Regions from separate parts of the Mus musculus genome. Here regions 2 and 3 are each linked to region 1. The links are chromatin loops, found by intact Hi-C in ENCODE. Cell type or tissue: left cerebral cortex. All regions are shown on one strand.

Region 1 (8,000 bases):
ACCTGATAATGCATGTTGTCAATCATAGAACACGGATGTCATGGAAACCTGAAAGAAACTTCCAAGATGAGTAGAAGGATGGGGGATGTTGAGGCTTGAACTGGAAGAAAACTATAAGTAAGACAAGGAAAGGTCACATCAGAGCATGGGCATTTTACATGGGGAGGTCAAAACAGCCAGTAGTGAGAAGCCGAGGTGGGCACAGACCAGGAGGGTACTGAGTGTCTGCAGGGTTTCCATCTAAGCTGCAGCCTACAGGGAATCAATGGCAGTGTTTATAAGGAGGTGGTCCTGTGAAAGCAATGTGTCCAAAGGGCTAGCGGATGCGTTTCAGACTGGTAAGAGGGAAGAATGTAGAGGCAGGAACACAAGCAAAGAAAAACCACTGCAGCAAGCCAAAGGCTGATACTCTGGAGTCAAACTATAAATGTGACAGGAAAACAGAGATGAACCTAAGAGAGGTAGCAGAGGAGAGTCGACTGCACATCGGAAGGGACAGGGGAGGAAGGCTGTGTCTAGGGCTCTGAAGTTCTAGATGTGTCTTCAAAAGGACCGGGCTTCTGATGGAGGAGCAGACAGTCTGCCTTTATTCCTCCTGAGTTTGAGGTGACAATTGGTCAGCTCCTGAGGATGCTCACATGGTGGACAGAAATGGAAAAGCCTGAGCTGTCCCTCTGTCCTCTTAGAGAAGGATGACTCTTTCAGGTGTGTTGGGATGGAGGTGAGAAAGCGCATGTATCTGAGGAGTGAAGTAGGCGATGTCTTCACATGGACAGTGGTGGAGAGACGCTATGGAATATAGAAGAGTCCCATGGACCTGACCATGATTAGGACCCAACTTAGCGGGGGTGGGGCGGGGAAAAGAACTAGGGGAGGTGTGCATAGTGCACTAGGGGAGGTGTGCATAGTGAACAAGGGAGATGCACATAGTGAACTAGGAGAGGTGTGCACATAGTGAACTAGGGAGGTGTGCATAGTGAACTAGGGGAGATGCACATAGTGAACTAGGGGAGGTGTGCACATAGTGAACTAGGGAGGTATACACAGTGCTATGACGTCCTCCAGCCACACCTTGCTTTCTTGGGGACAGATGGAGGTATAAGGAGCAGAATGGTTGTCTGGTGAGGAAGACAGGGGGATCTGCAGCAGAATCATGGGCCCCAGAAGAGGCTAGGCTCTAGTGTATGGGTGGGGAAGGTAGGAGGGAGCCAATGCTGTCCATGAAGACTGGAGTATGCTAGGAGGGGCAGAGAAGGAAGGGAAGCCTGTCACATGCAGCCATGTTCCAGAAGCAAAGCCTTGGTGCGGCTCTAATGTTGGCTCCCTTTGCCTCCCCCCTCACCCTGCTCCTGGCAAGGAAAGTCCTGCCTCCCATGCCCTGGGCTCTGTGTAATAGAGGCTCTGTATAATAGAGGTCTAGTCTCCAGGGAGGCTGCTGGTAGGGGGAGCAAAATTTTGCTCATTGGAACTTCGTCTGATCTGCTTATCCTCAAAGTTCCTGCTTCACTTCAGAGATGGTTTTCTATCGTGTAAATGCTACAATCATAGCAAAATAGCCCAAGGGTTAGTCCCTTGTCCTCCAGACCTAACGGGCTCAGCATCTACTGTTCCACTCAGAATAAAGAAAGCACCTACCCTCATAGAAGATGGTAATGGGGTATCTTCAAAGCCTGAAGGAAAGACAGGGGTTTGGGAAGAGGAGATGTAGAGGAGAGTAGACATGACAGAGGTCCACCAGAACAATCATAGCTGAGCATCTATAGAGAAAGAATAAAACCAGGTCATCTCCACCCATCTCCATCTGGGTTGAGGCTGTTGGAGATACAGACAAGGGCAAACACACAATGCACAGATACACAATGAGCAATATAAAACAGAGGTGTGCATACACACACACACACACACACACACACACACACACACACACACACACACACACGTAGACATTTGGATCCATATCCAGGCACTCAGGAGTCCGAATGCCTGAGTGCTCATCTCCTTCCTCTCTAAGAGCATCCTCTCCCTAGAGCATCCCAGAGCGAGCTGAGGCAGGCCCCTCTCTTCTAGGCCTCACTCCTTCCCCTTTGTGTTTTTCCAGGTCGTGATATGACGAGCACCACTCTACCTGGTTACCCCCCTCATGTGCCCCCCACTGGCCAGGGAAGCTACCCTACCTCCACCCTGGCAGGAATGGTGCCTGGTAGGTGACAATGCTGTAGATGTCTCATCTGGGTGGGGTTAACTAAATTGTGGGAGAGCTGCTAGTGGACTGTAATCTGTGGCTGGGAGTCGGGGGTTGGGGGGGGGGGGAGAACCAACAAGCCATTGTTCTGCAAACCATTGTCCTTCTATGGCCATAGCTGACTCTTTAGAAGCAATGCAAGGAGGAAGCATACAGAAATGTTCCCTTGTCAACACAGCTTTAGGTTATAGCCCTTCCTCAGCACCCATCCGTCCAAGTCTATGCCTAACTCAGCTAGCTGACACTGCCTGGAAGAGCCTGCCCTGGTTTCCATGGAAACTTGGAACCAAGGACCATTTTCAGGGGCATGGCAGTCATTCAGACAAAGCCATGCTGGTCTACACCAAGCCAGGGGAGGAGACCACTGTGGAGAACCAATCCCAATCTAGAGAGAAGGAAGCTAGTCTCAAAGTGGACAGGAGGGAACCAGAGAGATGTTAGCTTCAGAGAAAAATTAGCTACAACAACTCCACATGTCTTCAGAGGACCCAGGTCCTCTGTGCTCCTCTGAATCTCTAGTGTACCCTTTTGCTGAGAGGCACTGGACTTGGGTTTGGGGTTCAGGAAGCAGCCTGGTGGCTGTCCTCTCTAACCTTCACCCCAAATGAGAGTGGCTTAAAGTCAAAGAGAGTTGAAGTTTGGTGTTGAAACACCAAAATCTCTCACCTTAAGGTGGCTAAGACTCTCCCAGCCTGTAGTCCACTGTCTCTGGAGCCCTTTTGTATGCCCCACTCCTCAAGTTCAACCCTCACTGGTAGAGGGAGAAAGAGAGGACAGAAAGCTGGATTGGCCTTATTCATCAAGGCACGGCCCTGAGTAAGGGTTGAGAAACTGGGGAGCCCGTTACAGCCTGTTAAGAGAATAGGGCTGACTGAGAGAAGTTGGAGGTGCGGATGAAGGGATTGGGGCTCACACTTGGGAGAAGGCAAGTAGAAGCTGTTGGTGGGGGAGCAAGGGATGGCTCTGGAAGAAGATCCCAGCAGTGAGCAGGTGGAGGCTGGAGGAGGTCTTAGGGAGGTGGGGTGGTGGTGGTGAGGAAAGAGTGGGGAGGTGGGGGGTGGGGAGTCTACAGGGAGGTAGGGATGAGGGGAGCCGCAGAGAGCTCATGGTGGCAAGGGGGGAGTCGTTAAACAGAATCTAGTGCTGATGAGGAAATTACACTTGTTTCATTAGCGATGGGGAAGGAGATAGCTCAGTTCCTCTTGGTCACAGTTGAGCTCAGAAGCTCATTATCCTGCTGCACGCATGCTTTCCCTCCTCGTCAATAAACAGGCTTTCCAGTGGCTGCATCCCCCACCCCCACCCAGCTCCTTCTTGGAGTGGGGCCCCTTCTCCTCTACTTAACCCGCGGTTAGGGATCACTGTAAACAGTCTGGGGTCATCACACAGGAGAAAGGGCCAGGGGGGAAACCCATAGGCCTGGCCTTTCTCCTCCTGGAGGGAGGGAGGTAGCTCCCGAAGGCTCCCAACCCACTGTGCCCTCCACTGCTCACTGCTCCTGAGCCTGCGAGCAGTCCAGTGGATTCCCGCAGTTCACTTCCCCAGTTACGTGGCCCTTGTACTGAACCTCAGGAGGGAAAAGTGGGAGGGGTTATTTCCCAGGAGGGCACCACCACTACCACCTGCCTAGCTTTGGCACAGCTCTGAGATGCCATTCTTAGGGCTTTCTGGGACAAAGTGTCCCAGGGGCCTTCCTGCTCCACCTTCCCCCTCTCTCATGCTGTAGAATCCCTAAAGCCAGTGTCCACTGTAAAAGCTCTCAGCTCCCAATTTACTTAAGTGGGAGCAGCCAGACCAAGACCAAACCCTTCCTGGGCAGCGATCTCTTGCAGGAGAGCCCAGGCACAAACCCGCCCACAGATTCCCTCCATGCCTAGGTGTGCAGGGATCTGGCTGCTACTTGTCTATGGTGGCTGTCCCCATGCAGAGCTCGGAGTGTGTGGATTACCTGGCCTCTGGCCTGCTCCCAGGGGCCCTATCCCTGCTTGAAACACCCAAGACTGGGACTAGTGAGGACAGGACAGAAGAGGCCAACTGGACACGTTGAACGCCTCTAATTCCAGTTCCCCGCCCTCCCACAGGGAGCGAGTTCTCAGGCAACCCATACAGCCATCCCCAGTACACCGCCTACAATGAGGCTTGGAGATTCAGCAACCCCGCCTTACTAAGTGAGTACGCCACCTGGCAGGCCGGCGGCTCCCAAGGTCGCCTACCCGCTCGCCAGCTCGGGCGCGCAGGCTGCTTCGGGATACGGATCCCACTCAGGACCACCCCAATTCTGGGTACCCGGATGGGCCAGGGAGACAGGCCCATTAGAGCAGCGCCGGGTCCTGGGGATACCACCAGGACGCCTGCGCCTCCAGCCTCTTCCCTCCCCTACCTCTTGATCACTGGAGGGCTCTTAGCCAACAGTGGCCGTCGGACCCCTTGGGGGATCCGCAGCCGGGTGTCACCTGTCCTGTCCCTCTCCCGCCCTGTGGATGCAGCACTACTCCTGGGCATCTGGCCTCGGGGCCGAGCCACAGTCCTCCAGGCCTGATCCCGCTGGACCCGGGGAGGGCTTTTCTTTGCTTTTCTTTCCTTTTTTGTTCTCCTGTTTGTCCTCTCACCCAGCCCATTCTTCTCCTGTGTTAACTTCCAGGTTCCCCTTATTATTATAGTGCCGCCCCCCGGGGCTCCGCCCCTGCCGCTGCTGCCGCTGCCTATGACCGCCACTAGTTACCGCGGGGACCACATCAAGCTTCAGGCAGACAGCTTCGGCCTCCACATCGTCCCCGTCTGACCGCCCACCCCAGAGGGAGGGAGGACCGAAGCGACGCGCTGCCTCTCGGCCACCGTCCCTGTCCCACCCCCACCTCGAGACATCCTCCCCCAAGCCCCGCAGCCCTTCTCATCACCCTGTCGATGGCCAGACAGGACAGGTGGAGCCGCGGGTGGGACCCTCAGGCCCCAGCCCCGCCCGTCGCCCCTCCCCGCCTGCCTGGACCGCGGCGCCGTCCGGAAGCCCGCCCGCCTCTGGCCCGCGCGCCGTTTCTGTGACACACAATCAGCGTGGCCCACCCAGGGGCAGCCCACTTCGGACGCCCGGGAGTCGGGAGGCTTCGCTGGAGAAGCTGAGCAAGGGAAGCTAAGGAAAGGACTTTGTGCTGAAGGAGGAGCCGCCGGGGAGACCCTAGGGGGGAAATCCTGCCCCATCCCCCCTGTGCCTGCCAAGCTGACCCCGCCTTCTGTCTGCGCCCCGCCCCAGACGGTGGCACTGGGACGCAAGGGTCGGACTCGAGGGACAGCGTTTGGGGCGACAGCGTTTTCCAAGGCTGGTACCCAAGGCGAGCAGACGCCAACTGAGCTCATCCACCTGAACTGCCTAGTTCCCTTGGGCCTGCGATCTCCTTCTGCAGTGACTCTCCTCTCGGCCCCGCCTTGCCCTTACGTCAGCGCCTCTTCCACCTGCTGGCCTCTCACTTTTCCCTCCTGTGCTTCCTCGGCTCATCCCACGACACCTTGTGTTTGGTCCCAAGCACGCAGCCACGTCGGGGCCACCGCGGGAACCGTGTCCTCAGGCTGCGGCTGCGAGCATTGATCTTTTCCCATCAGTAATGCGCTGCCCACCCCCACCCTCCCATCCCAAACTCCCAACCTGCGGGCGCAAAAAGCCTGGAAGGAACTGACGACCGAGCCGCCCCAGATGAAAATCCGGGTCTCCCCGCCCCATTCCCCCCAAGCACCCCCTCCCCAGCCTTCCCTTGGGCAGGAGCTGAACAGAGCCTCAAAAAAAAAAAAAAGTCTACACTTATTTAATATGATGATGGTCTTTGCAAAAATGAACAAACAAAAACCCAACAGGCTGCTTTATAGAAAGACGGTGTGTGCTGTCGAGGCGAACCTCTCTCTGTACATAGCCCCTCCCTCTCTGCCCCGCCCCTCCGGGTACCATAGAGTCCCTGTCCTCCCGCCCCCCCCCCGCCCCCCTGCCTGTAGATACACCCTTCTGTCCGTGCTGTGAGAGTCGCCGCTCGCTGGGGGGAGGGAGGGGGGACACAGCTACATGCCCACTAAAGCACAGCACGTCCTGGGGGAGGGGGGCATTTTTTTACGTTACAAAAAAAAATTATGAAAGAAATCTCTATGCAAAATGACGAACATGGTCCCGTGGACACCTCTCGCCTGTTTTGTTGACTGTTTCTCTGTAATTCCGTGTTCATCGCCCTGCATCTCTCCCACTTCATCTCCCTTTTCTCTGCTACTCTCGACCCCTCTGTGTCTCTTTCTCTTCTTCACTTGTCTCTGTCTCGGTCCGTTCTGCCCCAGGCCTCCAAGGCTACATCTAAGATGGCAGAACCAACCTCGGGGCTTGGCCCCTTGTGGCCATGCCCCACGTGCCCGACCAGGCCACCCTGCCCCACCCCACCCTGTAGTTGCTCTCTCGGTAGCGGCGATGCTCCCTGCATGTCTCCTCAACCGTGGATCGTGACGACCCGAAATAACAGAAACAAAGTAAATAAAAGTGAAAAAAAAATAAGTAAATAAATAAATAAATAAAAATCCTTGAACAAATCCGAAAAGGCTTGGAGTCCTAGCCCAGAGTGCGCTTTCCTTCGAGCCATTTTATTTGAAAAGGAAAGCGAGAAAAGTGAACAATCTAAGGGAACTGCCGGCGCCCGACCGTGCTCCAGTGGCTGGAGCTGGATGGCGAGGGCAACGAGGTCCCAGCTTCGAGGCCCAGCCTGACCCAGTCTTGTGTGGAGCTGGCCGCGCTCCAGGAGTGCGGAATCCAGGAGAAGGCTTAGCCTTCCACAAGTCCCGGCTCCTCCGCCACTTTCAACGTGTCGGTTCGTTTTGATTATTTTTCCTTTCTTTCTCTCTTTCCTTCTTTCTTTTTTCTTTCTTTCTCTTTTCTTTCTTTTTTTGTGCACATGATAAATAATAATAAAAATAATAATAAAATTTTGTATGTCACTCCCCATGGCTCCAGGTTTGTCTCTCCCTGCCTCTGGAATAGGTCTGTCCTCGCACTGGTAAACCCTCGATAAGTCAAGGATCCAGCTCCGTTTCCACTGCGACCTCCTCTAAATTCTTGACCTAAGCTCCCCTGGACTGAAGCTGAACTCTGACAACAGTCCGGAGAAGGCTGTCCCTCAGCGCTACCTTCCCCTCCCCCACCCACCCAGGCCTTGGGCCAAAAAGTTTTGGCTTTCTGGAACTTCAGAGTAACTTTGACACTGCCCTTCTTTACCAAGTCAGCCTTGCCTTGCTGCTAGTGTCCTGTGACCACACTTAGAGGGGCAGGTTCCCCGAATGAGCAAAGTCTGGGGCCCTCTCTCCATGAGTGGTGGTTGCCTGCGGTCCTGTCTTCTCTTGGCTCCCAACGTGGATTCAGCTGCTCACTGGCACATTCATAACTGCGTCCTGTGTGCCCTAAGAGACCATAGAGGTTCTTTTTCAGCATTTATTTCTAGACCCTAAGAGCCGGCTCATGGGGCCTTGTGGACCACCAGGATGTCGCCTGGTGACCTCTCCATCAGCTGCTGAGAGTAGTGAGGGTGGAAGGTCTGGGTGTACTCAGAGAAGAAAAGCAGTTTAGGTGCCCCTGGCAGAGGAGGAGTGCTAGTGGGTGGGTCAGCCGATTCCTGCATATAAATGGAGTTTTGTTCTTCTGTGTGAGCTTATGTGTCCTAGAGGGGTTCTGGCAGCGAAGAAGAAAGCCAGTTGTTGATCTTTGTAAATACCTGGTATTTGAGCTCAGGTGAGAGTGGAGGAC
Region 2 (8,000 bases), 1.2 Mb before region 1:
TCCAGATACAGTGACAGTCATGTGTTGCATGAAAACAATTTCCAGGGCCTTCTGAATGTAAGCAGCAAGCTCAGGACTCTTAGTACTTACCAATTCATCACCAAGAGAAATATCTAGTATTGCCAGACAGGAGGGTGCGTGCCTTTAGTCCCAGCACTCAGGAGACAGAGGCAGGCAGATCTCTGTGAGTCCACAGCTAGCCTCAATATGGTCTACATATTGAGTTCCTGGACAGGCAGGGCGACATAGTAAGACTCTGTCTAAAACAAGCAAACAAATAAAAACAACAACAGAGGGGGAAAAGATACAAAAACTAAATTAAAGGGGCAGGAGCAGCACACATTTGTAATCCCAGCATCTAAGTGCTTGGCAGGCTGAGCCAGAAGGATCCTGAGACATTGCTGGCCTTCCAGTATCGCTGAATTAGTGAGCGCCAGCTTCAAAGACAGGCTGTCTCCATCCCCAAAATAAGGTGGAGGGTGATCAAGGAAGACGTGTTGATCTCTGGCCTCCACACGTGTGAATACATGTACTCAAGTCACATACATAAATAGAAAAGTATTTTTAATATAAAAGGGGGCCTGGAAAATATCTCAGTGGCAGAGTACTTGTCTCGCTTCTGTGAAGCTCTCCCTCCCTCCCCCCAAAAAAGAAATGAAAAGAAATATCCAGTATTAAAGGGCTGAAGGGGCTCTCGACAGTTAAGAAGGCATATTGCTCTTGCAGAGGGCCCAATGTCAGGTCCCAGCAAATGTGTCAGCGGGCTTATAACTCTAACTGCAGGGGACCCAATGCCTCGGGCTCCCTGGACATCCCCACTCATGTGCACATGCATATACACAATTAAAAATAAATCTTTTTGAAATATTTAATTTTATAGGTGTGTGCCTGTGTCTGAGTGTATGCAATGTATGCCACATGTGTACAAGCCCAGAGAGGTCAGAAGAGGGGTCCTTTCCTTTCCTTCCCTTCCCTTCCCTTTCCTCTTCTCTTTTCTTCTTTTCTCTCCTCTTCTCTTTTCTCCTTTTCTTTTCTTGTCCTTTCTTTTCAGAAAGAAATTTCCACTATTAGGCTGGAGAGATTTCTCAGCGGGTAAAGGGCACTTGCTGCCAAGCCTTATAACCTAAATTCAATCCCAGAATCCACCTGGTGAAGGGAAGGAACTAGCATTGGCCTCTGACCTCCACACACATGTATCTACATATGTGTACCTGTACGCACAAATAGGATACATTCTAAAATATAAAACTAGAATCCCCTGGTATTGTTGTAGCACATTCTGGTTGCTACAGAAACCTTGAAATTATATCGACCCTTCTGACCACTTTTAAACTAAGGTTGTTGGTGAACCTACCATTAATGTTTGCTATTTGCTAGGTCAAAATAAAAGCATATGTGTAACTATGTCTATTTTTTTAAGATTTTGAATTTGAATAGAACTATTATTGGTTTCTTTGTGATTCTACTTAATTTGTTTTATTACTTAAAGATATTCTCCTGCATAGGTCATAATAGCATACACCTTTGATCGAAACACTTGTAGGTAGGGGAAGTAGATAGAGGCAGGTGGATCTCTGTGAGTTTAAGCCCAGACTAGTCTACAGTTTGCTTTTTAATGTGTTATCCTGGAAAGAGAATCTATCACCCTTAGGAGAATGCCAAAGGGGGTCCTTGGTGTAGGTAGCTGTGTTCTCTCTCCCACCCCCACCCCCCACACACAAGGTTTAAGAGTCCCTATCTAAGTTCCATGTGGTGACAGATACCTTCAATCCCAGCACACAGGAGGCAGAGGCAAGTGGATTTCTGAGTTCAAGGCCAGCCTGGTCTACAGAGAGGGTTCCAGGACAGCCAGGGCTACACGGAGAAATCCTGCCTCAAACAAACTAACATAAAAGAGTCCCTAGTTCAGATCTACTCAGCCAGAGAACCAAAGAGCCCTAATGCCTCTTGCCTCCTGCTTTTCTTTCTTGTGACTGCAAAAGAGCGCCTTTCTGTCTAGCAGGTAACCCTCAAAAAATTGTTGCAATCTTCCAGCTAAACTAGGGCATCCTCTAGGCCCATATGGAGAGAGTCTAGAGAGTGGCCTTGGCTATATTAATCGAGGATTTTTCCTTGGCCTGCAGAACTTCCGTCTTTGTCTCCCCAACTTGAGCTTCTCTTCCTTGTTCCAAATCCATTGTTTGATATAAATATTGACCTGAAGGGTTAAGAAAGCGCACTCCAGATGGACAGAAACTGCCTGAGAGAGACTCAACAGCAGTCAGAAACTGAAAATGAGAGAGGCGGGCAAAGGTCTCCACTCACCCTGAGCCAGCTCCGCCATCCTTACTTGAATTCACCCTTGTTGGCTGACACCAGAGTGAATAGGGTGGGTATATCCTTTTGGACAGAAAGGCAAAAAAGGAAAATTGGAGTCATCCAAGCTGGCCAGATGCCTGCCCTAGGTCGCAGCTGGTTTTTTGGCAGTGCCCACCAATGACCAGACCCGCGTGCTTTGTGTCCTCCTAAGGACCTGCTGAAAGCAGCTATCTAGTTTACAAATGAGGAAGAAGCCTGGAACACAGGCATCCTGGACCCCCAGCAGGGGCGCGCGGGGGGGGGGGGGGGGTACTAGCGGTGCGAGCGGGTCGTCCACACTGGCAGCTCCCAGCTGAGAGTTTATCTACAAATCCACAGCCGGAAAGGAATCAGCATTCCTGGGCTTGTGACTGAGAGAAAATTAATGACGAGGTCAGCGCTTCTGAAGACTCCCCACCCTAGCCTTGCTAACACCCCAGGGCGAGATTTCTATGCTGGAGGGGCAGGGTACCCCCATCTTCTGGTTCTGGCTAAGATTGGGATTTCTTAGAAGGTTAGCGGGGGTGGGGGGAATGGCGTTGCAATCATTGGCCATAAATCTCAAGGAACCGTCACCGTTTTACAAGGGAGCTCGCGGGGGCTGCTTTTCTCCCTCCAGAGGTCTATTTACATCGGCAAAATCTCCGTGTTAATGGACCTGGGATAATGGTGTTTACTTGACCGAGATAAAGCGCTCAGCTTCCTGGGGGAGCGGCTGTAAAATGTTCTGGGGGTCGAGGTGGAAGGGGGCGCCGTAAAAGCGGGCGCTGGAAGGGCGGGGGCACCAGGTTCTCTTCCAGGCCCGCCCTCTCCCTCCACCCCTGAGACCAGGCAGAGCAGCCCAGGCCTACGACGGTTCCCACATTAATCACCAGCGCCAGAGTCTCGGGAAAGGGCGCATTTTTCATTGCTGGGTACAGGGCAACTCCAGACAAGGAACGAGAAACAGAAGTTGTCTTTAGATAAACGGTTTACCGGAGCGTGCGTCCTGGCAGCGCAGTGCTCAGGGCGACTCTGGCGGCCCTCTGCCCCCAACTACAGATACCTCCCAGAGACACCCCCCACTCCCAAGAAACACCCAGATCTTGCAGGGCAGGTCCTCCGTTCTCTGGCCAACAGAGCAGGAGGGAGAGGGAGCCAATAGAAAAGGAGTGTAGAACTTGAGGCTCTTAAGACACAGCGGAAGTGTTATACCGAGGAAGGCTCTGGAGTTAGAAACACTGAGAAGCTACCTTGGTGTTTATCAGTTGTGTGATCTCCAGCAAGCGATTTTAACACCCTGGGCTTACAGTTGTAAAAGTACCACCTTCTTGGCCTGTGTTCAAAACGAACTGATTACATCAAATGTCTTTTGTACAACTTGTAAAGATAAGCTTATTGATCAGAGATCCCTGGTGGAGCCTTGAGGGCTTCAAGAAGCCACAGGCATAATGAACAGGGATAATGGAGTGGTATGTTCAGTGGACCCTCGGAAGAGAGGGTCGTTAGCTCAGCAGAGATCACAAATGAATATCCCAAATACTGATGAGCACTGCTCTAGCTCGGCAGACAATTTTGTGTTTAAAGTTCTGGCCCTGCCACGTACTACCTGATGCACGCAAGTTACTGTTTGCTCCCCTGAGAGGCGGGTGATTGCTGGCCAGAGCTCAACCTTATAGAACACTAGAGAAAAACCGCACAGTACTACTAACTAAATGTTAGCTATTTCTCCACATCAGACCCTAGCCCTGTAACAAAGATGTTCGAGCATCTTTGGATTCTGGACTCAGGTCTTCTCAATCTGAAGGCTGCGGTCATTCGTTGGTCCTGGACACCAATTCTGGCCCCACGCACAGCCAAGTAGGTTCTCAGGCCGCGCCTAGCTCCCCGCCATTCGGCGGGTGTAGTATCTTTGATCTTCCAAACTTGGGGAGCTTCGAGCTCACTCTACAGCCACTCTTTGAAGACAGCGTTAACCCCGCAGGCCGCCAGGCGCCCGGAGCTCCGCTCTAATCCGGATTCAGAAACCGAACTCCCTAAACTGGTCGCCACAAAAGAGGCGCCCATCAAAGTGGCCGGCATCCTGGTAGCTCCAGGTCCTGTTTACTTGTAGCAGTAAGCTCACCCAAGCGGGGCGACCTAGAGTTTGGAATCGGTCTTTGGACCCCAGGGTAGGGGCCTGGGAGCAGCAGTCTCCCGCCCCCACATTGCTTCCTATCTCAGGCAGACAGGTTTCCTTCCCCTGGAAGGTCAGAGGCCAAGCCCGGGAGACTTCTGCTCCCCCTGACCAGGCCCACCCCGCGTCCCGCAGCCCGGTTTCCAGCAGTGCCTGCTCCACCCCTCTCAGCTCGCCATCCATTAGTGTAATCCCCTGTCCAAACACTGCGGCAGGGCCGACCAGACGTTGGTGTAAACAGACCCGAGGGGACAATTCTAACGATATAAATAAAATAACCATTAATAGCGCAAATCGTTCGATGAGCCACAGGCCGAGCACCCGGGACTCCAGCCTCACCCGGCTTTTGTGTACACTGCGTGGACACCATGCATCCGTTAGGTGAAAAAGAGTTTCTTGTCGCAGGCGAAATCTAAATCCAACGCAGGTGAGGTTCCCCACAAGCGCGTCACCACGGCCTAGCCTCCTGACGCGCACAGGACGCTGCATGCAAAAGGCGTGGGACCTACGCACTCACCGAGGCCTCCGCTTGCGCTAATGTAACCACGGGAGCTGGCCCCACGCACAACTGAGCTAAACCCTACCCCCTTTAAAAAACACACACACACACACACAGAGATCTGAAACGTCCACCCAAGGTGCGCAGAGAGGTCCAGGGCTCACACACAGAAACGGAAAAAACAGCCTCTACTTGTCCTGGGATTAATTACAATAAATTAACATTTATTGGGGATCAATCATGCCTGGCGCTCTAATGGAGTCACATAGGTTTTCTTGAATCCTCCAGCAACCTGGGAAGTGATTTTAGAATCTCCAGTTCTATGAAGGACAACAGAGCTGAGAGGGTAAAGATTCCAGAGAACAAGCGAAAACAGATTTGAACCCATGACTCTGTGTCCCCGAGGTTTCCCAGTAGCACAGATTCCGACGTGAGAGTCCAGAGCCTGGCTCCTGAGCATCCCGGCACTGGCCGCCTGAGTGGTTTGGTGTCCAGTGGACAGATGTTCCTGCTAGCATGGGCAGAGTTGTCTGAGAGGTCGAGACAGGAAAGAGGGCAGCTCGCCTCAAAACAAACAAACAAACAAAACAAAACAAACAAGCAAAAACCAACCAACAACTTGGTCCCGTTTCCAGGGACATAACCTTGCCAGATTTCCTTGCGTCCTGAGGTCTGGACAGCCAGGCAGTAGTGTGGAAAAGACAGACAATGTTCTGGGAACTAGGAAGTTAGAGACCGGCTTGCACAAATCAAGCCCAGCCCTCTCCTCCTCCCCATGTGGGGAAAGATCTGCCCAAGTGGGGTGGTTGTGTTAACCAGGTTGCTGGAGTCCCAGCAGAGGCAAGATCTTTTTGTCTAGCTCAACAAGATGTTGAGTGGCTGCGTTTGCCTGGAAAATCCTGCACCAGTCCCTTACCTACCTACCGGCTCCCTAGATCTTGGAGCATCGATTTCTCATCTTGATGTATGCGGGAGGGGTGGCTGTGATAGTCTTCTACAAGGTATGTTGTGGTGATGGGAAGAGAATGTGATATTAAACCCTTGTTCATTGATGATGCTTACTATGATGGTCACTATTAACTCTAATAAGAGGTTCAGAAGGCAGACCTGTATGGGGCGGGGCAGCTGGGGGTGGGAGGGAAGGCTGGGAAGAGGAGAGTTTATTTTGAAGTCTGCCTCCAGTCAATCCTACCCAAGCTCATTCTTCTTGGGAACTGTAAACCTTCCCCCAGGAGGACAGGACAGCTTGAAGTGACGAGCAGGGATCCCCAGAAACCTAAAGAATGGCATCTGGGGAGCCAGAGGGGACCTCCCCCCCCCCCTGCTTGTCCAAAGGAGGGATCGGTGAAGAGAAAGGAAGCTGGGCCTGGGAAGCAACTGGGTCAGAGATCACTGTCCATGAGTAGGGCAAGAGAGGAGCAGAAATAATGGTGGACGCTTAGCGTGGATTTAAAGCAGTGTGGTACATCGCTACAATGCTCCTCTCCAGGAACTGTGACATTCTCCCAATCTTGTAGAATTGGCTCGTTCAGGGTCTGCTAGTTTCTCTGAGGACCAAGAGAAGGGAGGCTCTAACCACTGAACCATCAGGAAGAGCCATGAACAGTAGCAGATTTTTATCTGGGTGGCCACTGATGGGGTTCTTGTTGCTGTTGCTGTCAGCTATCTTATTTCTATTCTTACTACCAATTCCCAGAGCCAATCTTCATTAAGTCTTGGAGATGGTCAGAGGCTCTTGGGACCTAGTGGAGAAGCCACAGTATGGATGTTTCCAAGATGAGGTGTCCTTGCCCAAAACTTGGAGGGAAAGAAGAAAAAGCTATAAGGGAGATGCCCTCCTCCTGGTAGGTCCGGAGCAGGGGATTTATCTGCGTTCCAGTAAGGACACTAATTGGCCAGATCTTTATCTAAACATGATAGCAATGGCTTGAGACTTTAGAGATTCGTTTACAGCAGCTGAAAAATGATGCATTCGTCAGGAGCAGGAAGCTTGGTTAGTTTGGAGATTTCTGGGACTGGGGGTGGAGGGGATGAGAATGGAGAGTTGGCGTTGGGGCCAGAAGAGGCAGTTGTGGACTCCACAAGTCATTTCTTAAAGATTAAGAGAACAATTCCTGCCCCTTCTCCACCACCCAGGTCAGAAAAGAGAGGGTCTGGGAGTCCTGGGAATCCAGCCCCAAGCTCAGACCAGCACAAGTACAGCTCTTCCCCTGCAGGGATCCAGCGGCCAACTCCCTCAATCCCCAAACAGATACCATCACAAGACTTTCCTAGTGTTTCTCTGAAATGTTTCTTTGTTTTAGAGACAGGCTGACTTGGAACTCATTATGTAGCTGAGGCTGGATTTGAACTCCTGATTCCCTATTCTTCTGCTTCCACTTCCCGGTGCTGGGATTACAAGTGTGTACCCCCTTACTACTGTGGTTCCCTCCAGTGTTTTGTGGTAGGTTTGTTGTTGTTGCTGTTGTTTTGTTTTGTTTTGTTTCGTGTTTGTTGAGACAGGGTTTTTCTGTGTAGCCCTGGCTGTTCTGGAACTCACTCTGTAGACCAGGCTGGCCTTGAACTTACAGAGATCCACTTGCCTCTGCCTCCTGAGTGCTGGGATCACAAGCATTTGCTCATCACTACCAAGTCCACTTCTTTAATCGTTGCAACAGGTCTATAAACTCCACACCATCATTATCTTCTTTTACAGAAAAAGATGTATATATATTTTATTTTATGAGTGTTTGCTGGAATGTATGTGCACCATGTGGTGCCTGGGGATCACAGAGGTCAGAAGAGGGTATCAGCTCTCCACTGGAACTGGAATTTTGGACAGCTGTTCTCTGTGAGTGCTGGGATCTGTATCCAGGTTTTCCAGCAACAGAAGCAAGGGTTCCTAACTGCTGAGTCATCTCTCCAGCCCCCATTTTTATCTTTTATGGGTGAGAAAATTGCTGCTTGGTGAGGCTGGAAAGTGGGATTAAGGTCACAAGGCTGTCACATGGGCAGGGCTTTACTCCACAC
Region 3 (8,000 bases), 410 kb after region 1:
CCCGGGGCACGTAGAGTTCCCCAGATAGTTGTTGAATAAATAAACTAAACAGATAAGAGACAAAGAGAGACAGGCAGAGAACTCACTCAGTCTTGGCCCCTGAGAGAGGACATGAGAGTGTGCAGGAGAGGGTAGGTACATTGTTTTGGTCAGCTGCATGCAGACTGGTGCAGCACCCTGCTGCTCACGCCTCCAATACGTGCAGAAGGGTGCAGAGACTTCGTTCTTTGACGCTTTTTGCGGGGTGGGGGAGGGGTACTCTTGGGGGAAGCTAGGATCTGGATCCACTGTGGCCTGGCTGATAACTGGACTTCGTTTCATTTTGTTTTGTTTTAAACAGGATTGATTCCCTGCCATGGGATAGGTTCAGAGATAGAGAGGAAGAAAGGACAGAAGATTGGGTTGGAGTGAGGAGCAGAAAGGAGGGGCAGAAAACGCACCAATTGTATCCCAGTAGCTGGGGGGGGGTCGTCTGTGAAGATGGTAAAGAACCCTGTGTGTCTAAGCAGGGTTCACTAGTTCTGTTCCAAGCAGAAGTTGGCTTTGAAAAACCAGAAGCATTTGGGTAGGTGGTTGAGGGATAATCCTTTAGAAGCAAGGGAAATAGACCCGGTAAAGGTGTCTGCCCGGGAGACAGGGCCTCCTTCTGTTGCGTAGGCAGTGAATTACTGGCCTGGAATGAAACCCCAGACCCTGGTGTACCCCGGAAGGTTATTGGAGTGCTGTTTAGCCCTTGCCTGGAGGGGCTGAGGAACAGCATCCTGCCTTTGGGGATGGTCCAACAATGCAGGTCTCCTTCCACCTTCCAGCTTTTGACATTCTTTTTTACTAACTTGGGGGGGGGGGGAGTCGTGGTAACCCTGTTAATGGTAGCCGTATTCTCTGCTCCACCGAGGTTTCTTTGCCTTGGGGAGGGTGCTGGGCACAGGAGACATCGAAGTCTTGGGATATTATGCATGGTGGAAAGGCTGGGGCAAGGAAGTGGGAGAGGAGGCCAGGGTACTAAGAGCCAGTATTGGCGGCTAGGCGGGTGTGGGGGGCTGGGGGGCTGGGGGGCGGGAAGAAAGGCCTGAGTCAGGCTTCTCATAATAAACGGCACGTGAATAATTCAGCAGCCTGGGGGATCATTGCATTAGAGCCATGGCCACCCCATACTGCCGAAACAGCGGGCTCACCAAAGAGCTGGGGGCTCACCTACCAGCAAAAGTAAGAGACTTGGGTAGAGGTCCCCTTGCCCCTAGGCGGCTTGAATTATGCCCAGGCTGAATCCTACCAGCGCCCCTGTCCTGGATCTCCTTGGAGTTCTCTAGTCAATGACCACCTTCTGGACAGCAGTTGCCCCATCTAAGGCTCTACAGTGCTCCCAGTGCTCTCAGACTGTGGGCAAGAGAAAACATGTCCAGATGGGGCCAGGGTAGGAAAAGAGGATGTGAGTGTCTGCCCTGAGAAAGCCTGGCAGCTGAAGGGCCCTGACGGAAAGTGGATGTGGCTCTAAGCAAAGCCAAGAACAAGGGTTTCCTCCAGAGCTTGGAGCCCAGCTCCCTCCAGGCTGCTGTGGGCCACTGGGATTTCCCTTGAGATTGAAGTGAGTTACTGGCAAAGTGACAACAGAGCCCTCCACGGGCTCAAGTCCCCAGGGTACCCTAGCCCATGGCACCCGCAGGTCCAGTTTCCATGATGTCAGACCTTTTTCCGAACCCAGCACATTCTGTCCCTGGAAGGAAGTGCTAGGATACTTGTCCCGGAAGCCTGGTTTCGTTTCCCCAGAATCTGTTCCCCCTGGCCTTGCCCGCTCTCTTCCTGACCTAGAAGGCTGCAACCACAGAGTCCCACGTCTACTCACACCTTTAACTCCTTCAGAAATCCACAGATCCCTTCACTTTCTGCCCGCCGCTTTATACTTCGTTCAACCCGTCTGGTGGGTTCTTCGGCTGCCTGCTCCTTTCTCCTCCCCTCTTCCTCTTAGTGAATCTTAGGCCAGGACCCTCTCTCTGGCTCTAGAAGGATCTTCAAAGTGTTCTGCCCAGCCGGATCCCGGCAGGAGGCAGCTCACTCAGCCCCTGGGCTGCCGCACCTCCCTCCCTCCATCCCTTCCGCAGCCCTTTCCGATTGATTTGAATTTGTTCTGAGGAGCTTGGTCCGCAGGTCTGGCTCCTGGGAAAGCCTGGATTTACTGTGCAGCTCCTGCAGAGGGCTTCTTTCTAAGCTTAAGGCAGCCCAGGTATCCTCATAGACACATCGCCGCAGGCGAATCTTAGCTGGCTGTGTGGCCTTAGGTAGGTCTTAGCCTCTCTGAGCCTTGGTATCCACCATTGTGCGGAAGGTTTAGGAAGGGCAACAGAAGGCTAAGCATTTTCTTTTGTTTAGGGAAGTGGACTGCCTGTGCTGAAGCCTAAGCAGGAAGCAAGGTTGGAGAGACCCCGCCATTTGTTTTAACGAGTATTTTGGAAACAATTGGCAGTTGTTTCTTTTGTTTGGTTTGTACAGTAGATTGGGCTGCCAGGCACGTGAATCCTCTCTAGTACTTGCATATCTCCATTTGCTGAAAAGAACTTTGAGATTCAGCCTTGGTGTGCCTCACAAGCATTATATGAATCCAGAGTCCAATCTGAGCATCTCTTGCGTTTAAACCGGGGTGTCTTAATCTCTTGGATGAGGAGTGGAGCCTGGCAGAGTGAACAGAAGAGCATTGCTTGTTTCTGACTAAGAAAGTTTTGAAAGCTTCATTTTATTTTCGTTCTTTCTGTTTTTGTTGTTGTTGTTTTGTTATGTTTTGTTTGTTTGTTTTTCGAGACAGGACTTCTCTCTGTGTACACCTGGATGTCCTAGAATTCACTCTGTAGACCAGACTGGCCTCAAACCCACAGAGCCCCACTTGCCTCTCCGCCTCTTGTGCTGGAATTAAAGGTGCACGCCGCCATGCTCCACTCAAAGCGTCATTTTTAAGTAAACGATTTTGGTGGCATCCAAGGAAGGATGGAAATAAAACTCACAGAGGGACTTCCAGGGACTTTCAGCAAGTTATAGGAGAAACCCACGGGGGTTGGGAGTGGGGTGGGGAAGCAGTGTCTTCCCGGCCAAGAAAAAAAACCATCATCGTCACCTGTCTGTCGTCCTGAGGGGCTATATCCCTGCAGACCAATAGGAAGCAAGAACTCAAGAGTGCCCCTCCAGTCTCTTCCTCTCCAGCGAGACTTCTCAGCAAATAAGTGATTCCTGAAACTGCAGAGGTGGCCTTGGCTGTAAGGAAGCAGAGTGGAAATTGGAGCCTGAGACCCTCTGGGCAGGCAGCGTGGGCTTGCGCGCGGCTCTCCGGGACGAGGTCGTGGCCCTGTGGTAGCCGGTACAGACCAAGCGTCCTGCGCCACAAGTCCCATTACGTTGTATTTATGTTTCACTTTATTGTTTTTTCCCCCTCTCTTATTATGGTCTCACTCTGGGGGAGGCAAAAGATATAATATATTCATCTTTATTATACCAAATCTGTGTGAAGCATTTAATAAAACGCTGTTTCCCCACAGCCAGGGACATTAGTATGAGCCATTCTTAAGTTAATGCTCCTGGGCAGAGAGCGCCTGCGTCACAGCGCCTGCTGCTGGCGGATGGGGAGAAGCGCAGGCTACTCTGCGTCCTGGGTGTTTTCTCTAAGGCGCGGTGTCTGCGTGATTCCTGGGGCTCCTGCACCTAAAGAGGGTATCAGAAGCTCACAAAAGCCCGCTTCGTTCCTAACCCTGGTTTGCACGAAGGAAAACAGATGGGAATTCATCACTGACCCTGTTGTAGGGTTTTGGGGAGACTAAGGATAATCAGGATGCAAGATCTTGGGGATGGGTGGTGGTGGTGGGGGTGGGGGTGGAGATGAAGGCCAGAGAGGAAGGAATCAGGAGACTGCAGGAGCGGTTTCAGACAGCTTGGACCAAGTCGAGCCATAAGGGAGCAGAGAGGGCAGCTCTAGGTTGAGGGGACCCCGGAGGCTCCACAGACTCCTGGGTCTCAACTCCAGGAGCCAAGAAAAGACTCCATCTGTCGTATTTGACCCGTGAGTACTCTCCTTCCCTCTGCGTGTGTGCTTCGGGAGCTGTTCGCTTGTTTGATTGTTGTAAGCAAGTGTATATGTTGTGGCCCACACATGGGGTTTGTGTACTGTTTGGTTTTTTGAAACAGGGCAGGCCCAGAACTTGCTATGTACACCAGGTTTGCCTCGAACTCACAGAGATCCGCTTGCCTCTGTCTCCTGTTCTTCCTGAGTGCTAGGACTAAAGGTGTGCACCACCATGCCCAGCCACACCTAGTGCTTTTACATCTGTTCTGGGGATCAAACTCAGGCCCTTATGCTTCCATAGTAGGCGCTTTACCCACTGAGATATCAACCTAGCCCCAGGAAAATTATCTTTATGTCCCATTTTACAGTTAGTAAACTGAGGCTCAAACGGATCAAGTGGCTTGTTTGAGGTGAGCCGGTTAGAAAGACTAGCAGACTGCCTCGGAGCCTCTGTCTCTTCATTTCGGAAGCTCTCAGGATCCTTCTTCTCACCAATGCATTACCTCATTCTCTAGGGCTTTCGTGCCCTATAAACTTTACATTCTGTTTTCTACAAACGCATGAAAAGTCCCCCAACACACACACACACACACACACACTGGAGATGCTCAAGGAGAAACCATCAGCTAATACTTCATATCCAGACCTGCTACTCCATGACCTCCAGGACCTGCTTCCTGGTTATTTGCACAATACAGATATGATCTGCTTTAGTCATCTTGAAGCAAAACACCAGAGACAGCAGTGGCTAGGCAAGACCACCCAGAGACTCTGAGCAGAAGGAGCCCGAAGAAGCCCCATGATGCTCCATGAGAGCTACTCTTCCCACTCAGTTCTCAGTCTTCCTTTGCTCCCGGTATCCTCTCTCTGTGGTAGAAACCTAGCAGCTCGAGCCCGCTTGGTGAAGGCAGCCTGAGTAAGCTCCTTTGGAGCCTGGAGGTTTTTGAGGAACCTGACCCCTCCCCTGGGCTGGCTGGATAAAGGGCATGGGGAGTACCTTTGACTAACTTTGTGTTAGACTAAGGCGAGGAAGGTGCTAGGGGCCTCACATGTAAGGATACGTGATCTCCACGCTGTGTAGAGCCTTTCCGTTTATGCCTTAGCCACTTCTCCACTCCAGGCTCACCACTGGGTGGTCCCAGGAGATGAAGACATGACCCTGCTGAGAGAGGCTAGGGAGGCTGCACACAGCTTACCCTTGGGAGTGTCTTTTCAAAGGACAGAGGTGTGAGCTGTGGGAAGAGGCCTTATATGGGAGTGAACAGGCAGAGAGGAATAACCGTGGGTCATACTATTACTACAATACCAACCTCTACCACCTCCATCACTACCACCACCATGACCACCATCATCACCATCATCAACACACTGTCACCACCACACCACCACCACCACTATGACCACCATCACCACACCATCATTACACCGCCATCATTACACCACCAAACCACAGCTACCACCACCATCACACTACACCCCCCCCCCCACTACAACCACACCAACATCACCACCGCCACTACCACCACCTCCATCATTATCAGCACCACCACCATCATGACCTCCATCATCATACTACCACCACTACCACCAATCTTTCCCATTCTGCCACCACTTATCTTGTGTTGAGTAAGAGCTGTGCCCATGCCGTCCCGTGTAAAGCATAACTGTTTTAGCCATTTGTTCCTTCCAGCTCTAATAGTTATTGTGGAAAGTGAGAAACACATTGGATCATGGTATGATTTGCTGCTGCGTTGTGGCTGCTGTACAAGGACTTGTCTCAAGCACAGTATGTATGAATGGGTTAGCTTTTCTTGTCTTATCCAGTGTGTGTGTGTGTCTGTTTGTGTCTGTCTGTGTGTGTCTGTGTGCGTATGTCTGTGTGTGTGTATGTGTGTGTCTGCGTATATATCTGTGTGTCTGTGTGTATGTGTGTGTGTCTGTGTGTCTCTGTATGTGTGTCTCTTTGTGTCTGTGTGTGTCTGTGTGTATATCTGTGTGTATGTGTGTGTGTCTGTGTATGTGTCTGTGTGTATGTGTCTGTGTGTGATTTCTCTCTCTCTCCAATTCCAGGTCATGCAAGGAACTGGATAACACATGACAGGTATGGAATAAATATAGTGGGGGAAAAAACATGAATACACCAATGTCTAAAAGCTGTCTGTTACCTGGCTGTAGTGTCTCATGCCTTTAGTTCTAGCACTTTGGAGGCAGAGGCAGGTGAATCTCCAAGTTCGAGGCCAACCTGCCTGGTCTACAGAGTGAGTTCCAGGACACCCAGGGCTACACAGAGAAACCCTGTCTCAAATAAACAAAAACAATAATTAATTATTGATAAGCCAGCTGTTTTGTAGACTGTCACCAGCAAAGCCACTACACTAAGGTGACTCCTGGGGAGCCAATACTACCTCTCCAGGAACTTTGTCCTCTTTTCCACAGCTGGGCTGAGTACAGCCAACACTTTGAGGCCCCCATCTACATTCTGTGTCGAGCTGTATGCTCGCTTGTGAGTAAAATAAGAGCCAGCTGAGCCAGCTGGGCTTCTACCTGGGAAGAAGAACCCGAGGACACGAACTTCTCAAAGCTCTTGAGAAGCCATGTGGATGGAGAAAGGTTTTCTCGGGGATTAGAGCCTGGAAGGATCCCACAGCCAAGAAATCTGCATGGCAGATCTGGGTCTGAGTTACCTCTGGAGAGTGGCTAGGGTGCAGTGGTTGTGGGGGGAAGAATTCAGAAACTCAGAGTTGGAGTGAGGGGCAGTGAGGACCAATGGTCAAAGTCAGGAATGTCCAAGATAGTTTTGGGGTCAGCAGGCCAGCCTGCCTAAAGTGACATAACATAAGTGGGAAAGACAATTGTGGGGTACCTTGACTGTCCAGGCCCAAAGTTAGAGACCAGAAAAATCAAGTTCAGAAATTAGAGTAAGCAGGGTCTAAAAATCAGAACCCAGGACCAATATTCAATGCCTGGTCTCATCCAAAGTCGTTGTAAGAGGTGTTCTTTAAATTTTTTTTTGTTATTGTTTGTTTTGTTTTATTTTGTTTTTAGATGGGTCTCCTGTAACCCAAGCTGTCCTCAGACTAGCTATGTAGCAGAGAATAACCTTGACCTCTGACCCCCCCTGTTTCAGACACCTCAGTGTTGGCATTACAGGTGAGTCCTACTATGCTCAGTTTTATGTGGTACTGGGCATTAAACCTAGGGCCTTGTGCATCTCGGGCAGTCATTCAGCCAACTGGGCTTCACTGCCCTGCTCAAAGTGTATTCCTATTGGGAAGCGAGACTGACTCTATACCATGGGGCTTTGTGGTGCCAGACTATATAATTCTAGCTCATAGGAGATGGGAGTGAGAGGATCGGGAGTTCAAAGCTATCCCCTGGTGCCTAGGGAGTGAGGCCTTGTGCTACAGAAGATGGCATCTCAGAAGAAAATCAAATCAAACAAAAAAACGGGACTCTTCGAATTGGTTGAGACAGAAAATCAGAACCCAAGACCCAAACTCAACACCTACTCTTGTCCAAAGTTGTTGCCTTAGATGATATAGGAGGTTAGTTTGAAGCCTGCCCCCCCTCCCCCAGGACAAGAATGATGTAGCTGTCTGGTGTGCCCCAGATTAGAGCTTGAAGTCTGGCACTTCTGCCTCCTTCTAGGCATCCCTGGGATGGGGCAGGAATCCTTGGGCTCTGTATACCCGCCTAGCCGATGTCTTACCTTTACCGTCTGATACAGGTGGGATCGTAGTGTCCAGTGGGCCCAGCTGGGCCATGCTGCTCGAGGGTGAAGCTGTGGTGCCTGTGGTGGTGCCAACAGAGCCAGCGTGTAGGCGTTGCTGTACCGGCCTGTCGCGGAGCGCAAGCCTGCCAAAGAGCCAGAGCGCTGTGCCGCGTGGAGGGTGTCAGGGGTGGTATTGTCGGCACACAAATGCTCAACTTTATGTACTTTTAACTAGAGGTGTAACAG

What was found. Peaks named below come from ENCODE experiments on the same cell type or tissue, not always from the same donor. Only the 100,000 strongest peaks of a DNase experiment are listed, where the experiment ranks them.
Region 2: a loop joins it to region 1, with 5 times the contacts of the local background. A loop is called at or near these places in 3 of 42 quality-filtered maps.
Region 3: a loop joins it to region 1, with 5 times the contacts of the local background. A loop is called at or near these places in 2 of 42 quality-filtered maps.

What each region holds. Positions count from the first base shown.
Region 1 is chr19:44,831,068-44,839,067 of GRCm38, forward strand. Pax2 (paired box 2) reads left to right here. Exons shown (of 10, transcript NM_001368747.1): 8 at 2,099-2,200; 9 at 4,324-4,410; 10 at 4,903-7,202. The coding sequence ends at 5,024. It overlaps 1700039E22Rik (RIKEN cDNA 1700039E22 gene), which reads right to left and starts at 4,871. Exons shown (of 3, transcript NR_045315.1): 1 at 4,424-4,871; 2 at 1,636-1,757. In left cerebral cortex, no CTCF peak of the experiment used is centred here; DNase peaks (open chromatin) are centred at 4,414, 5,346, 5,579 and 6,949; H3K4me3 peaks cover 1,238 bases.
Region 2 is chr19:43,596,713-43,604,712 of GRCm38, forward strand. No RefSeq gene overlaps it. Among named protein-coding and RNA genes, the nearest start is that of Gm20467, 11 kb to the right of the region's middle. In left cerebral cortex, no CTCF peak of the experiment used is centred here; DNase peaks (open chromatin) are centred at 3,503 and 4,281.
Region 3 is chr19:45,240,910-45,248,909 of GRCm38, forward strand. No RefSeq gene overlaps it. Among named protein-coding and RNA genes, the nearest start is that of Lbx1, 8.1 kb to the left of the region's middle. In left cerebral cortex, a CTCF peak has its summit at 3,591; DNase peaks (open chromatin) are centred at 1,963, 2,155, 3,584 and 7,974.